Regions from separate parts of the Homo sapiens genome. Here region 1 is linked to region 2. A link is a contact called in ENCODE Hi-C or POLR2A ChIA-PET data. All regions are on one chromosome and are shown on one strand. Each heading gives the region's core, a stretch centred on a gene start or an enhancer-like site at or near the end of the contact. The rest is flanking DNA. Distances are from core to core; before and after follow the strand shown. Region 1 overlaps KIF3B (kinesin family member 3B). Region 2 has its middle 18 kb from the start of MIR1825.

What was found. A loop is a pair of places that touch in the nucleus more often than their neighbours do. ChIA-PET counts read pairs that join two places held with the same protein, here RNA polymerase II (POLR2A). Pooled maps may share reads with other maps.
Region 1: a loop to region 2 is called in a map of Caco-2, with 6 times the contacts of the local background. The contact joins two enhancer-like sites. A Hi-C loop is called at or near these places in 5 of 168 maps with a recorded cell type or tissue (Caco-2, Calu3, HepG2 and 2 more) and 10 of 50 pooled maps. POLR2A ChIA-PET finds 5 or more read pairs at or near these places in 16 of 52 experiments (AG04450, Caco-2, GM12878 and 11 more).

The regions. Positions count from the first base shown.
Region 1 is chr20:32,287,413-32,295,091 of GRCh38, forward strand. All of the region lies in intron 1 of KIF3B (kinesin family member 3B), which reads left to right. Among named protein-coding and RNA genes, the nearest start is that of KIF3B, 14 kb to the left of the region's middle. Within about 2 kb of position 2,444, at least 3 of the 41 ENCODE cell types and tissues checked have a DNase peak (open chromatin) inside an H3K27ac peak, as active enhancers do.
Region 2 is chr20:32,252,110-32,259,430 of GRCh38, forward strand. No RefSeq gene overlaps it. Among named protein-coding and RNA genes, the nearest start is that of MIR1825, 18 kb to the left of the region's middle. Within about 2 kb of position 4,447, at least 7 of the 41 ENCODE cell types and tissues checked have a DNase peak (open chromatin) inside an H3K27ac peak, as active enhancers do.

The DNA.
Region 1 (7,679 bases), core at 1,194-3,693, 33 kb after region 2:
CTGGGCTCAAGTGGTCCTTCCACCTCAGCTTCCTAAGCAGCCAGGGCCACAGGTGCGTGCCACCACTTGTGGCTAATTTTTAAATTTTTCATGGAGGCAGGATCTCACTATGTTGCTCAGGCTGGTCTCAACTCCTGGCCTCAAGCAATGCTCCTGACTCAGCCTCCCAAAGTGCTGAGACTACAAGTGTGAGCCACTACGCCTTGCTGTGTTTTTGTGTTTAGTAGTTATTACTACATGTTAGTAGTTTAGTAGTAACTACTACACTTTCCCTGGCATTGAGCATTGAAGTTGTTTCCACCTTTTTATAATCACATATAATGTGTTATACAGAATATCTCCTTCTCTCTCAGCCTCTTAAGAGAACAATTCTAAATAAGTGGTTTGTGAAAAGTTTGAACTTTAAAAAATTCTAACAGAGAACTGTCCATTTCCCTTCTTAGGATCCTCTAAAAGTATCTTTTTTTTTTTTTTTTTTTTTTTTTTTTCAGATGGAGTCTCACTCTGTCGCCTAGGCTGGAGTGCAGTGGTGCAGTCTCAGCTCACTGCAACCTCCGCCTCCTGGGTTCAAGTGATTCTCCTGCCTCAGCCTCCTGAGTACCTGGGATTACAGGTGCACACCACCACGCCCAGCTGATTTTGGTATTTTTAGTAGAGATAGGGTTTCACCATGTTGGTCAGGCTGGTCTTGAACCCCTGACCTTGAGATCTGCCCATCTCGGCCTCCCAAAGTGCTGGGATTACAGGCGTGAGCCACCGTGCCTGGCCTAAAAGTATCTTTAAAAAACAGATTTAGCTGGATGTGGTGGCTCATTCCTGTAATCCCAGCACTTTGGGAGGCCTAAGTGGGAAGATTGCTTGAGGCCAGAAGTTTGAGACCAGCCTGGGCAGCATAGTGAGACCCCATCTATACAAAACATATGAAAATTTACCCGGGTGCAGTGGCTTGCACCTGTACTCCCAACTACTCGGGAAGCTGAGGCAAGTTCAAGCCCAGGAGTTCAAGGCTACAGTGAGCCATGATTGCGCTACTGCATTCCAGCCTGGGTGACACAGTGAATGAGATCCTGTCTCCAAACAAACAAAAAATGAACTTTATTTAGATATATTTTACATATGATGAAGTATTTTTTTGATGTAGTAGTTTTTCTCACCTTCTTTTTAGTCTTCTCTTTATCCATTTTTCTTTCTGATGAAGAATTCCCTGTGAGTAGGACCCAGAACATAGGCCTTTGTCATTTCAACCCTTCGTTCTCTGAATAGGCTGTTTATTGGCAACATTAACTGGAAACATTTTATGTACAGCATTGGAGTCTCACTCTGTCGCCTCAGCTCACTGCAACCTCCGCCTCCTGGGTTCAAGTGATGTGCACTGTATGAACTGTGAGAGCAAGCATATCATTATAACATTGGACAATGAGCCAAGACAGTTCTGATGGACTTTTGAAGAGGGATTTTTCAAAAAGCATTTAACTCATCATATTAATAAAATAAATCCTATGATTTATGGGAAATTCTGTTGGATCAACTTTGGAAACTGTTTACTATAAAGGTAGCATGCGTAGGCATGAATCTTGATAAGACAAGATTCTGATCCGGGGTTCTGAGTGGGTCCTTATATTCTGCAGAGCTGAACCAGGTGGAATAGGAGGAGAGTTTGGGTAACAGTCAAACACAACATCCAAAATTATGTTGAATGTAGTGGTGAGAGCTATTCCCTTTAAAACTCTCTCTTGGTTCTTCTGACTGTGTCAAGAATACTGTATTTGTTTGGTACTGGTCTGGTTTTTTTTTTTTTTTTTTTGAAATGGAGTCTCAGTCACCCAGGCTGGAGTGCAGTGGCACGATCTCAGCTCACTGCAACCTCTGCCTCCTGGGTTCAAGCAGTTCTCTGCCTCAGCCTCCTGAGTAGCTGGGATTACAGGTGCCTGCCACCATGCCCGGCTAATTTTTGTATTTTTAGTAAAGACGGGGTTTCACCATCTTAGCCATGCTGGTCTTGAACACCTGACCTTGTGATCCACCTGCCTTGGCCTCCCAAAGGGCTGGGACTACAGGCGGGAGCCACCATGCTCGGCCACTAGTCTATTTCTTAACACTTATTAAGCTCCCTTTCAAACCAATGGTGATCAAGCTTAAGGCCTCAGATAAGCTACAGTATTTAGCTAGAATTTAGTAACATTGTTGTCTGTTCTTATATTTATTTTCACAGTTACTTTCTATTTATAACAAGTGATACTGATTTTCCATTCATGGTGGTTATATAAAGTTTCTTTTTAAAATAAACTTTGTGTTAAGCAAAGTAGATTTAAAGAAAAAACGTTAAGTAAATAATAGTACAGGTGATGATAGACATGGCGAAAATTGTCCAGAAACAATCGGATTATTGACATTTAGGACATGCTGGTGTGGAAGAAAGGCCATGGACTTTGGAGCCAGATGGACCTGGTTTCAGCTTGCTTTGCCACTTATTAACTCAGTGTGCCATGTTACTTCCCTGTCTAAGTCTCTGTTTTTTTTCTCCTGCAAATTGGGTCAGGGCAGAGTTACCACTTGTGGGCCAGACGCTTGCTGCCTGTCTTCTTCTAGTCCTCACACGGCCCCAAGCAGCAGGTGTTAGTGATATTCCCATTTTACAGATGAGGAAATCAGCTCCGAGGGGTAAGAAACTTTCACAGAGCCTCAGAACTACGAATGATAGGCTGGGCACAGTGGCTCCCAGCACTTTAGGAGGCCGAGGCAGGTAGAACACCTGAGGTCAGGAATTCGAGACCAGCCTGGCCAACATAGTGAAACCCACGCTCTACTAAAAATACAAAAGTTAGCCGTGCGTGGTGGCAGGCGCCTGTAATCCCAGCTGCTTGGGAAGCTGAGGCAGGAGAATCCCTTGAACCTGGGAGGTGGAAGTTGCAGTGAGCCGAGATCACGCCACTACACTGCAGCCTGGGTGACAGCAAGACTCCATCTCAAAAACAAACAAACAAAACTAGGAATGATAGAGCTGGGTTTCAGTCCCAGGTGTGTCTGAATCTCTTTTTGGCTATTCAGGCTACCTCTGCCTGTTAAATACAGGTTTTGCTATGGCCCTCTGCCCATAGCATTATTCACAATAGCCAAGAGGTAGAAGCAGCCCAAATGTCCGTTAACAGATAAATGGATAAAGAATATGTGGTACAGGCCAGGCGCGATGGCTCACGCCTGTAATCCCAGCACTTTGGGAGGCCAAGGCGGAAGGATTGCTTGAACCCAGGAGTTCCAGACCAGCCTGGGCAATATAGTGAGACCTTGTTTCTATAACAAATAATAATAATAATAAATTAGCTCAGTATGGTGGCATGTACCTGTAGTCTCAGCTACTCAAAAGGCTGAGGTGGGAGGATTGCTTGAGCCTAGGAGTTCAAGGATGCAGTGAGCTGTGATTGCACCACTGCACTCCAGCCTGGGTGTCAGCAAGACTGTGTCTCAAAAAAAAAAAAAAGAAAATATATATAGTGCATACATGGAATGGAATATTATTCAGCCTTAAAAAAGAAGGAAGTTCTGACACATGCTTTAGTATTGATGAACCTTGAGGGCATTGTGCTGAGTGAAATAAGCCAGTCACAAAAGGACAAATACTGTTATGATTCCACTTATCCGAGGTAGCTAGAGTAGACAAAATCATGGAAACATGGTTACCAGGGGCTAAGGAGAGGGGGAAATGGGGAATTGTTCAGTGGTTATAAAGTTTCAGCTTTGCAAGATGAAAAAGTTCTAGAAATGTGTTATACAACAATGTGAATATAGTTAACACTACTGAACTATACACTTAAAATGATTAAGAGGGTAAATTTTATATTATGTGGGGTTTTTTACTGTAATTTTAAAAAAATTTTAAATGATAAGCCATTGGTTAGAGGGTGATTTTTTTTTCATTTGGAAAATCCCAATTATGCATAAAACTAGAATAATGTAATGAATCATGAACCCATTACCCACCTCCAGCAGTTCTCAGCACTTGGCAATCCTATTTTACCTATAACCTTCCATGCACCCCACCCCTGAAAAAGATCCCAGATGGCATATAACTTTATCTGAAAATATTCTTGTTTACCTCTAGAGGATAAGAACTTTCTTTTTAAAATAATAACATTTTTTTACACGTAAAAATAATTTCTTACATTGTCTCATATCCAGTGTTCCAATTTCCTTGATTGTCTTATACATTTTTTTTTTTTTTTTGAGACAGAGTCTCGCTCTGTCACCCGGGCTGGAGTGCAGTGGTGCGATCTAGGCCCACTGCAATCTCTGCCTCCCGGGTTCAAGCAATTCTCCTGCCTCAGCCTCCCAAGTAGCTGGGATTACAGACATGCATGCACCACACCCAACTAATTTTTATATTTTTAGTAGAGACAGGGTTTCACCATGTTAGCTAGGCTGGTCTTGAACTCCTGACCTCGAGTGATGCACCCTCCTCGGCCTCCCAAAGTGCTGGGATTACAGGTGTGAGCCACCGCGCCTCGCCTCATTTTTTTTTTCTTGAGACAGGGTCTCACTGTATCACCCAGGCTTGAGTGCAGTGGTGTAGTCAGAGCTCACTGCTGCCTCAAACTCTTAGGCGGCTCAAGCAAACTCCTGGGCTCAAGTGATCCTCCCAACTTAGCCTCCTGAGTAGCTGGGGCCACAGGCATATACCACCGCACCTGGCTAATTTTTAAAAATTTTTTTGTAGAGACAGGATCTTGCCATCTTGTCCAAGCTGGTCTTGAACTCCTAGGCTCAAGTGATCCTCCCACCTCAGCCTCCCAAAGTGCTGGGATTATGGGTGGTGAACCACCTAGCTTGGTCCTTGTACATTTCTTAACAGTTGGTTTGTTTGAATCAAGATCAAAAAAGGAGCTGGACGTAGTGGCTCACCATGGTGGCTGGTATTACATGATGGACCTGTAATACCAGCAGTTTGGGAGGCCTAAGTGGGAGAATCACATGAAGCCAAGAGTTTGAGACCAGCCTGTGCAACAAAGCAAGACCCCCCCCAACTTCTACAAACAATTTTAAAAATTAGTCCAGGCATGGTGGCTCATGCCTGTAATCCTAGCACTTTGGGAGGCTGAGGTGGGTGGATCACTTGAGGTCAGGTGTTTGAGACCAGCCTGGCCAACACGGTGAAACCTCGTCTCTACTAAAAATAGAAAAAAAAAAAAAAAAAAAAAAAGAAAAGTCGGGTCCAGTGGCGCACGCCTGTAGTCCCAGCTACTCTGGAGGCTGAGGTGGGACGATTGCTTGAGCGAGGAGTTCGAGGCTGCAGTAAGCTGAGATTCTGCCACTGCACTCCAGCCTGGGCAACAGAGCAAGACCTTGGCTCTTGAAAAACAACAGAATGTGAAGACCTTGACTCTTAAAAAACAATAGAATGTGTACAACAGTCCTACCTCTGGGAGTGGATCCTACCAACTACTCCCACTTACCCTAAAGGTATATATGTTCAGTATAGCCACTGCAGTACTGTTTGCAGTAGCAAATGACCAGAGACCATCAGAAGGTCCCTCAATAAGGGACTGACTGATCAAAGACATTTTTTGGCTGGGCGCAGTGGCTCATGACTGTAATCCCAGCACTTTGGGAGGCCAAGGCAGGCGGAACACCTGAGGTCAGGAGTTCAAGACCAGCCTGGCCAACATGGCAAAACCCCGTCTCTACAAAAAATAAAAAATTAGTTGGATGTGGTGGGGTGTGCTTATAGTCCCAGGTACTTGGGAGTCTGAGGTGGGAAGATTGCTTGACCCCAGGAGGTTGACGTTGCAGTGAGCTGTGATTGTGCCACTGCACTCCAGCCTGGGCAACTGAGACTCTGTCTCAAAATAAATGAGTGAATGAATGAATGAATGAAAGGAAGTAAGACAGAAAAGAAAGGAAAAAGAAGCAGCTAAGCATGGTGTCTGATGCCTGTAATCCCATACTTTGGGAGGCTGAGAGACGGAAGGATCACTTGAGCCAGGAGTTTGAGACCAGCCTGGGGACCAGCCTGGGCAACATAGTGAGACATTTGTCTCTACAAAAAATAAAAACAAAATTAGGTTTGGTGGCATGTACCTGTAGTCCCAGCTACTGAGGAGGTTGAGGTGGGAAGACTACCTGAGCCCAGGAGGTTGAGGCTATGGCGAGCCAACATCATGCCACTGCACTCCAGCCTGGAGTGCAGAGCAAGAGTCTGTCTCAAAAAAACAAACAAAGAAAACAACACAAAATGAGTTGGGGGGCGGGGAGAAGGAGTTCTCCAAGATTTATATAGGAAGAAGTACAGTGGTATATAGTATACTGCTACTTGAGTTAAAAAGGTTTAAAAGCAAAAGATGAAGATGAAGGAGCAATGCAGATATGTTAGGAAGATTTACATGTTCACTGTACACTCTGTACAGCTTGAATTGCGTTAATCTTTGCATAGACATACACATGTATATATGCGTATATATCAGGTGTTTTAAAAATATATGGGTTTATATATGGGTTTTAAAATAAGACAAATCTGGTTTTGAATCCTGACTCTTCCACTTAATTGTCGTGTAACCTTGGGCAAATTAATTTCCCTGAGTCTCTGATCCTTATTCTTTAAATGAGGCTAATGCCTGCCTTCCTCCCAAGGTGATTTTGAGGATTAAAAGAGGACTCACATTAAGCTCTTGGTATACTGTGAGTTGTGACTATTGAATACAATAAAACCCAAGAACTGCATTGATTCTGAATAGTAGGTGTTGTCCAACAGACTTGAATATATTTTTGAATGTATTTTATGTTTTACAATTGAATGCCAAAAAGAGTTTCTTTTCTTCTTTCCCTGCCTAAATAAATGCTTTGTTTGCCTCTTTGTGTCATCAAATGACAGAGAGTACATGGCGCCAGTTTGAATTCAGGGCAGGCATTTATTGTCCTTGTTACTTGACTGTGACGTTTTTAGGTTTCTTTCCGGAGAACTAGCGTGTCTTCTTCAGACATTTAAGCTGAAATCAAAGTTCTGGACTTTTCTCCAAAGAAAACATTGCTTTATTGCTTCCCCCACCTTAATTATAAAAATCAAAATACATGCACCCATCAAAAAATACAAAGAAAGCAAAAAAATAGCCTGCAGGCGCACCACCCTAGAGGTCAATATTACCTGCATTTCATGAGTATTTATTAGTACTTTTCAATGTTAAAAGCTAAGCATTTAACATTCATTAGTTTATTTAATCCTCAGAACAGTTCTTTAAGGGAGATATTGCTATTAACCATACTTGGTGGAAGAAGAAACTGTGACTTAGTTTCTTGAGATTTTATAGCTAGTAAATGGCAGAGCAGAAATTCAAAGCCAGACCTGCTGAACACCTCAGCTCATGCTTTTAACAATGTCTTTACTCTGTGTTCCCCAAATCTGCATCTGCACATGTGCCTGTACACATAAACATTAACTGTATCATAGTAATTCTGTTTAGTAGCCTTTTTCTTCACTCAGCAATATGTCTTGAATATTGCCCATATCTAAATACCTAGAGGTTTGTTGCCATTTTTAATGACTTCATAGTTTCCCATTGTAGAGATGTGCCATAATCTAACCACTCCCTTATTGATGAGCATTTAAGTGCTTAGAGGTGGTGATGTGACAAACACAAATTGTGTATTACATTGTTGCACATGTATTTAGTTACTCAATTATGTCCTTAAAA
Region 2 (7,321 bases), core at 3,197-5,696:
AAACTCCTGGTCTCAAGTGGTCCGCCCACCTCAGCCTCCCAAAGGGCTGGGATTACGGGTATGAGCCACCGCGCCCGGTCCCTGAGTGATGTCGTGAGGGGCAAAAGACTGCGAAGCCTGGAAAGTAACACTTTGGGTTGTCTGAAGTGAAGAGGGCAAGGTTGGGCAGGATGAAGGGTGAGTGCCATGAGAAAGGGGCCAGCGAAATGGGCTGGGACTAGACGTTGAGAGGTGAGTGGTTGATTTCTGATTTCTATGGTTTGAAGAAAAAGACCCGATAACATTTTCCACTAGTGTAGAAGGAGGGGGAAGCCCCCACCCCCAGACCTGAGACAGGATGTGGGGATGCTTGTAGGTGTCTAAGGCCTTGGCAGGGAAGGTGGCATCTAATCTGGAAAGGCCAATGGCGCAGTTCCTGTGGAGAAAGAAGGGTGTGCAATTTTGCAGCTGCTGAAAGGGATTGTCATACTGCTGCAGCCTTTCTTGGGTTGGATGATCAAGAAGAGGGGTCAAGGGGATGTCTGCTTCTGAACCCAAGAGAATAAACTGAACAGTTCCCTAGGGCTTACTGTAAATGAGATAGCAGAGGTGGGAGAGGATGGGAGATCAGGTGTTTAAAGGTAGGAGTGACAAAGAGTGTTTGTTGTATCCCTTTTTTGGTTTTTGTTTTCTGGGTTTTTTTTGTTTTTTGTTTTTTGTTTGAGACAGGATCTCAACCTGTCACCCAGGCTGGAGTGCAGTGGCGTGGCATGATCTTGGCTCACTGTAGCCCTGACTCCCAGGGCTCGAGTGATCCTCCTACCTCAGACGGCTGAGTAACTGGGACTGCAGGGACACACCACCATGCCCAGCTCATTTTTGTATTTGTTGTTGAATCGGGGTTTTGCCATGTTGCCCAGGCTGGTCTCAAACTCCTGGATTCAAGCAATCTTCCTGCCTCAGCCTGCCAAAGTGTTGGGATTACAGGTGTGAGCCACCACACCCAGCTTATCTCTTTTTATACTTTTTAAATTTAGTACTTTAGTCATACAAGTTGGAGTCAGAAAAAAAAGGAAAAAAATAGTATTAGTTATCTATTGCTGCAAATAAGTTACCCTTAAACTCAGCAGCTAACGACAACATTTATTATCTCACACATTTTTTGAGGACAAGGAATCTGGAATCAGCTTTGCTGGGTGATTCTGGCTCAGGGTCTTTCATGAGGTTACAGTCAAAATGTCAGCCAGGGCTGCCATCATCTGAAGGTTTGACTGGGGCTGCAGGGTGCACTTCCAAGATGTCTCACTCGTGTGGCTGTTGGCTGGAGGTCTCAGTTCCTCACTAGCTGTTGACCAGAGGCCTCAGTTATTCTCCTTGTGGGCTTCTTCACAGAGATGCTCTCAATTTGACAGCTGGCTTCACCCACAACAAGGGATCCAAGAGAAAGATCCAAGACAGAAGCTACTGTGTCTTTTATAACCTAATCTCAGAAGTGTCATATAATATCATTTCAGCCATATTCTATTGGTCACACAGGCCAGTGCTGGTTCCGTGTGGGAAGAGACTACACAAGGATTTGAATACAAGTAGGTGGGGGTCATTGAAGGCCATCTTCAAAGCTGGTGACCACAGCACATGAATGTATTACCAATTCAGATTCTTTTGTGAATATAAAGATATCACTGAGACATATTATTAATAGAAAGAAGGCAAGTTGCCTGCATATATATAATCTCACTTAAAAAAGAAGCATGAAACCTACATATTTCTATTACATACACATATAAATATGTAGAAAAAGATTGAGAAGGATACACTTAAAACTGGTAATGGCTGGGCATGGTTGCACGCACCTGTAATTCTAGCACTTTGGGAGGCCGAGGTGGGTGGATCACCTGAGGTCAGGAGTTTGAGACCAGCCTGGCCAACGTGGCAAAACACTGTCTCTACTAAAAATACAAAAATTAGCCGGACGTGTTGGCATGCTCCTGTAATCCCAGCTACTCGGGAGGCTGAGGCAGGAGAATTGCTTGAACCTGGAGGGCGGAGGTTGTAGTGAGCCGAGATTGCGCCATTGCAACAAGAGTGAAACTCCGTCTCAAAAACAACAAGAACAACAACAAAAACTGGTAACAATGTCATCCCTGGGGAGGGAGATGGAATGGTAGGCATATTATGAAAAGGGAATCTACCAGGGCCGGGTGTGGTGGCTCGCACCTGTAATCCCAGCATTTTGGGAGGCCAAGGCCGGCAGATCATGAGGTCAGGAGATCGAGACCATCCTGGCTAACACGGTGAAACCCCGTCTCTACTAAAAATACAAAAAATTAGCCAGGCGTGGCGGAGGGGACCTGAAGTCCCAGCTACTCAGGAGGCTGAGGCAGGAGAATGGCATGAACCCGGGAGGTGGAGGTTGTAGTGAGCCAAGATCGTGCCACTGCACTCCAGCCTGGGTGACAGAGCAAGACTCCATCTCACACACACACACAAAAAAGAGAAGGGAACCTATCTTTTTTTTTTTTTTTTTGAGACAGGGTTACACCCTGTCACCTAGCCTGGAGTGCAGTGGTGCAATCTCAGCTCACCACAACTGCTGCCTCCCAGGCTCAAGTGATCCTCCCACCTCAGCCTCCCAAGTAACTGAGAATACAGGCACCACTACGCCCAGCTAATTTTTGTATTTTTTGTAGAGATGGGGTTTTGCCATGTTTCCCAGGCTGGTCACAAACTCCTGAGCTCAAGGGGTCTGTCCACCTCGGCCTCTTGAAGTGCTGGGATTACAGGCATGAGCCACTGCACCTGGCCAGGACAGACTTTTTTTTTTTGACGGAGTCTCACTCTGTCGCCCAGGCTGGAGCGCAATGGCATGATCTCAGCTCACTGCAACCTCCGCCTCCCAGGTTCAAGTGATTCTCCTGCCTCAGCCTCCTCAGTAGCTGGGATTAGAGGCACCCACCACCACACCCAGGTAATTTTTGTGTTTTCAGTAGAGACAGGGTTTCACCATATTGGCCAGGCTAGTCTCAAACTCCTGACCTCAGGTGATTTGCCCACCTCAGCCTCCCAAAGTGCTGGGATTACAGGCGTGAGCCACCTTGCCCCACTGGACCTATCACTTTTATATTACATATTTTTCTTGATGGTTTGAATCATTTGCAATAACTGTGTTCCTGGGTAACTGGTCTAATTTTCTGTCGCTGGATAGCAAAGCACCCCAAACTTAGTGGCATGAAACAACAATCCTTTTATTCCATTCACAGATTCTGTGGATCAGGAATTTGCACAAGGCACAACATAATTGGTTTGTCTCTGCTCCCTGATATATGGAGCCTGAGCTGGGAGATGACAACAGCTGGTGATGACTCACGTTTCTGGTGCCTGGGTTTGGATGACTAGCATGCTGGGCTCAGCTACAGCCATTGACTAGAACACCTACAAATGGCCTCTCACTGTGGCCTAGGCCTCCTTGCAGCGTGGAAGCTGTGTTCCAAGAGGGAATATTCCAGAAAGAAGCATTTGGAGAAAGAATATTCCAAGAGAACCAGGCAGAGCTGCATGTTTATTTATGACCCAACCTCAGAAGTCACATAGCATCACCTCTGCCATACTCTATTGGTGAAATCAGCCACAAGCCACCCAGATTCAAGGAAAGGGGACATAGACTCCCCTCCAATGGGAGGAGTGTCAAGGAATTTGCAGCCACTTCTTTAAAAACTGCCACATTTAGTTATAGAATTTATTGTATTATTTTATTTTTGTAGAGACATGATCTCACTGTGTGGCCCAGGCTGATCTTAAACTCCTGGCCTCAAGTGATCCTCCTGCCTCAGCCTCCTAAAGTGCTGGGATTACGGACGTGAACCACCATGCCTGGCCATGGGATTTAAAAATCTATTTTAGGTCGGGCACGGTGGCTCATGCCTGTAATCCCAGCACTTTGGGAGGCCGAGGTGGGCGGATCACTTGAGGTCAGGAGTTCAAAACCAGTCTGGCCAACATGGTGAAATGTTGTCTCTACTATAATTACAAAAATTAGCCAGGAGTGGTGGTGCACGCCTGTAATCCCAGATACTTGGGAAGCTGAGGCACGAGAATCGCTTGAATCTGGGAGGCAAAGGTTGCAGTGAGCCAAGATCGTGCCACTGCACTCCAGCCTGGGTGATACAGTGAGACCCTGTCTCAAAAAAAACATGTATTTTAAACAAAGGGTGAGCAATAAACATTGAGGCTGCCTTTCCTAAGACAGTGGGTTGGGAGCACCTAGGCACATGCTCATATCCCAGACTCTTAGCTCTTTCTGTTTTGTTGCCTTTATTGCTTTGAGTCTGATAATCTCGGAGAGACCTGAGGTAACTTGGCAGTTGTAACTTATAATTCTCTTTTTGTTTCTCTTCAGTACCTGGAGCCAAACCCTTTAGGTAAATATTTACGTATAGATTCATTTGTTCCCCTTATTCCCAGAAAAGATTTGAGGAAGCTTACAGGGATTCATACAGTATAATCGTATGATTAAAAATATATAAATAGATCAAGAAACCAAGGGAAAGGGAAAGGAAAGACTGAAACAGTAAGTTGAAACCAGAGGGGAAGTTAGTTCTCAAAAATATATGCTGCAAAGTCTTAAGTAAATATTTGTCATTGCAGGGCTGGAAAGCATAATGTATGTTATCTGATCTAATTACCCAACTGGCTCTTGAAATCCCTCTCTGACATCCCTACAGTAGCCATCTAGCCTGAGTTTGCACATTTCCAGTGACGGGGAGATCAGTACATTGCAAGGCAATTCCAACTGTTAGAAAGTATGGACCCAGGAGTCACAAATTCAAATGCTTCCAAGGGCTGGGCGTGGTAGCTCACACCTGTAATCCCAGCACTTTGGGAGGCCGAGGCAGGCGGATCACCTGAGTTCAGGAGTTCAAGACCAGCCTGGCCAACATGATGAAATCCCATCTCTACTAAAAATACAAAAACTAGCTGGGAGTGGTTGTGTACACCTGTAATTCCAGCTACTCAGGAGGCTGAGGCAGGAGAATCACTTGAACCTGGAAGGTGGAGGTTGCAGTGAGCTGAGATCGCGCCACTGCACTCCAGTCTGGGCAATAGAACGAGACTCTGTCTCAAAAAAAAAAAAAAAAAAAAAAACCACAAAAAAATCCCCAAATGCTTTCAAGGACCAGATGAATGAGGCAGGTCAATGTGGTGGAGTGGGGGCTGGGGGTCTAAGTCAAAGTGCAATGCACACACCCCCTTTAACTGTAGCAACTGCTACTCCTCCCAGCCAATTGTTGCCATATGGGACTTAGGTCCAGTGTAGCCAGATCTTTAGATATTTCAAGAGAAGCTGAAAAATCCCGATTTTATAGGAAATTTCCCTTTTTTTTTTGAGACAGGGTCTCACTGTGTCACCCAGGCTGGAGTGGTGGCATGATCTCAGCTCACTGCGACTTCTGTCTCCCGGGCTCAAGCAATCCTCCCACTTCAGCCTCCTGAGTATCTGGGACTACAGGTGCACACCACTACACCTGGCTAATTTCTGTAGAGACAAGGTTTTGCCATGTTGCCCAGGTCGGTCTCAAACTCTTGAGCTCAAGCGATCCACCCGCCTTGGCTTCCCAAAGTGCTGGGGTTACAGGCATGAGCCACTGTGTCAGGCAATTTCCTGGGTTTTAAATTGGCAATTAATTCTTTATTTTATTTTATTTTTGAGACAGAATCTCGCTCTTTTGCCCAGGTTGGAGTGCAGTGACACAATCTCGGCTCACTGCAACCTCCGCCTCCCAGGTTCAAGTGCTTCTTCCGCCTCAGCCTCCCAAGTAGCTGGGACTACAGGTGCCCGCTGCCACACTCAGCTAATTTTTGTATTTTTAGTACTGATGGGGTTTCACCATATTGGCCAGGCTGGTCTCGAACTCCCAACCTCGTGATCTGCGCGCCTCGGCCTCCCAAAGTGCTGGGGTTACAGGCGTGAGCCATTATGCCCGGCCTAATTCTCTAGTTTATAAAACACTGAACAGCCCACAGGAAATACAACTGCAGACCTGTGCTGTCTCTGGTTCACAGGCTTGTGAGTCCAAGGTGGCCAAAGTCTCAGGCTTTAAAGCTGGGTTAAAACAGGCTTTGAATCTCGCTCTGCGACTTACTCATTGCATAATTGTAGCCTCAATTCTCATCTGTAAAATGGGAATAATAATAGCACTTACCTACCTCTTTTTTTCCTTTTTCAGGGACGAAGTCTTGCTCTATCTCTCACTGCAGCCTCAAACTCCTGGGCTCAAGTGATCCTCCCACCTCAGTCTCCCAAGTAGCCAGAACTACTGGTACATGCCACCATAATTGACTAATTTTTAATTTTTTTTTTTTTTGTAGAGACAGGCTGGTCTCGGACTCCTGGGCTCAAAAGATCCTCCCACCTCAACCTCCCAAAGTGCTGAAATTATAGGTGTGGCCTGGCCAACAGAGCAAAACCGCGTCTCTACTAAAAATACAAAAATTAGCCAGGCGTTGTGTTGCACACCTGTAATCCCAGCTATTCGTGAGGCTGAGGCAGAAGAATCACTTGAACTTTGGAGGCAGAGGTTGCAGTGAGCTGAGATTGTGCCACTGCACTCCAGCCCAGGTGACAGAATGATACCCTGTCTCAATAAATAAATAAATAATGCTAAATATTAATAACTACAATAAATAAACTATTTTTGGCTGGGCACAGTGGCTCACTCCTATAATCCCAACACTTTTTGGGAGCCCAAGGCAGGTGAATTGCTTGAGCCCAGGAGTTCAAGACCAGCCTGGGCAACATAGGGAGACCCTGTCTCTACAAAAATACCAAAATTAGCTGAGTGCGGTGGTGTGTGGCTATAGTCCCAGCTACTTGGGAGGTTGAGGTGGGAGGATAGCTTGAGCCTGGATGTCAAGCCTACAGTAACCTGTGATTGTGCCACTGCACTCCAGCGTGGGTGACAGAGCAAGACCCTGTCTCAAAATCAATCAATCAATCAATCAATCAATCAGTAAAATAAATAAACTATTTTGAGGGTCTCTCTGGAGCTTTCATCCAGTAATTCCTGCTTTACCCATAAAGGCAATTTTTTTTTTTTTTAGACAGAGTCTCGCCGTTGCCCAGGCTGAAGTGCAGTGGCGTGATCTCAGCTCACTGCAACCTCCGCCTCCCAGGTTCAAGCAATTCTCCTGTCTCAGCCTCCTGAGTAGCTGGGATTACAAGCGTGTACCACCATACCTGGCTAATTTTTGTATTTTTAGTAGAGACAAAGTTTCACCATGTTGGTCAGGCTGGTCTCAAACTCCTGACCTCAGGTGATCCACCCGCCTTGGCCCCACAAAGTGC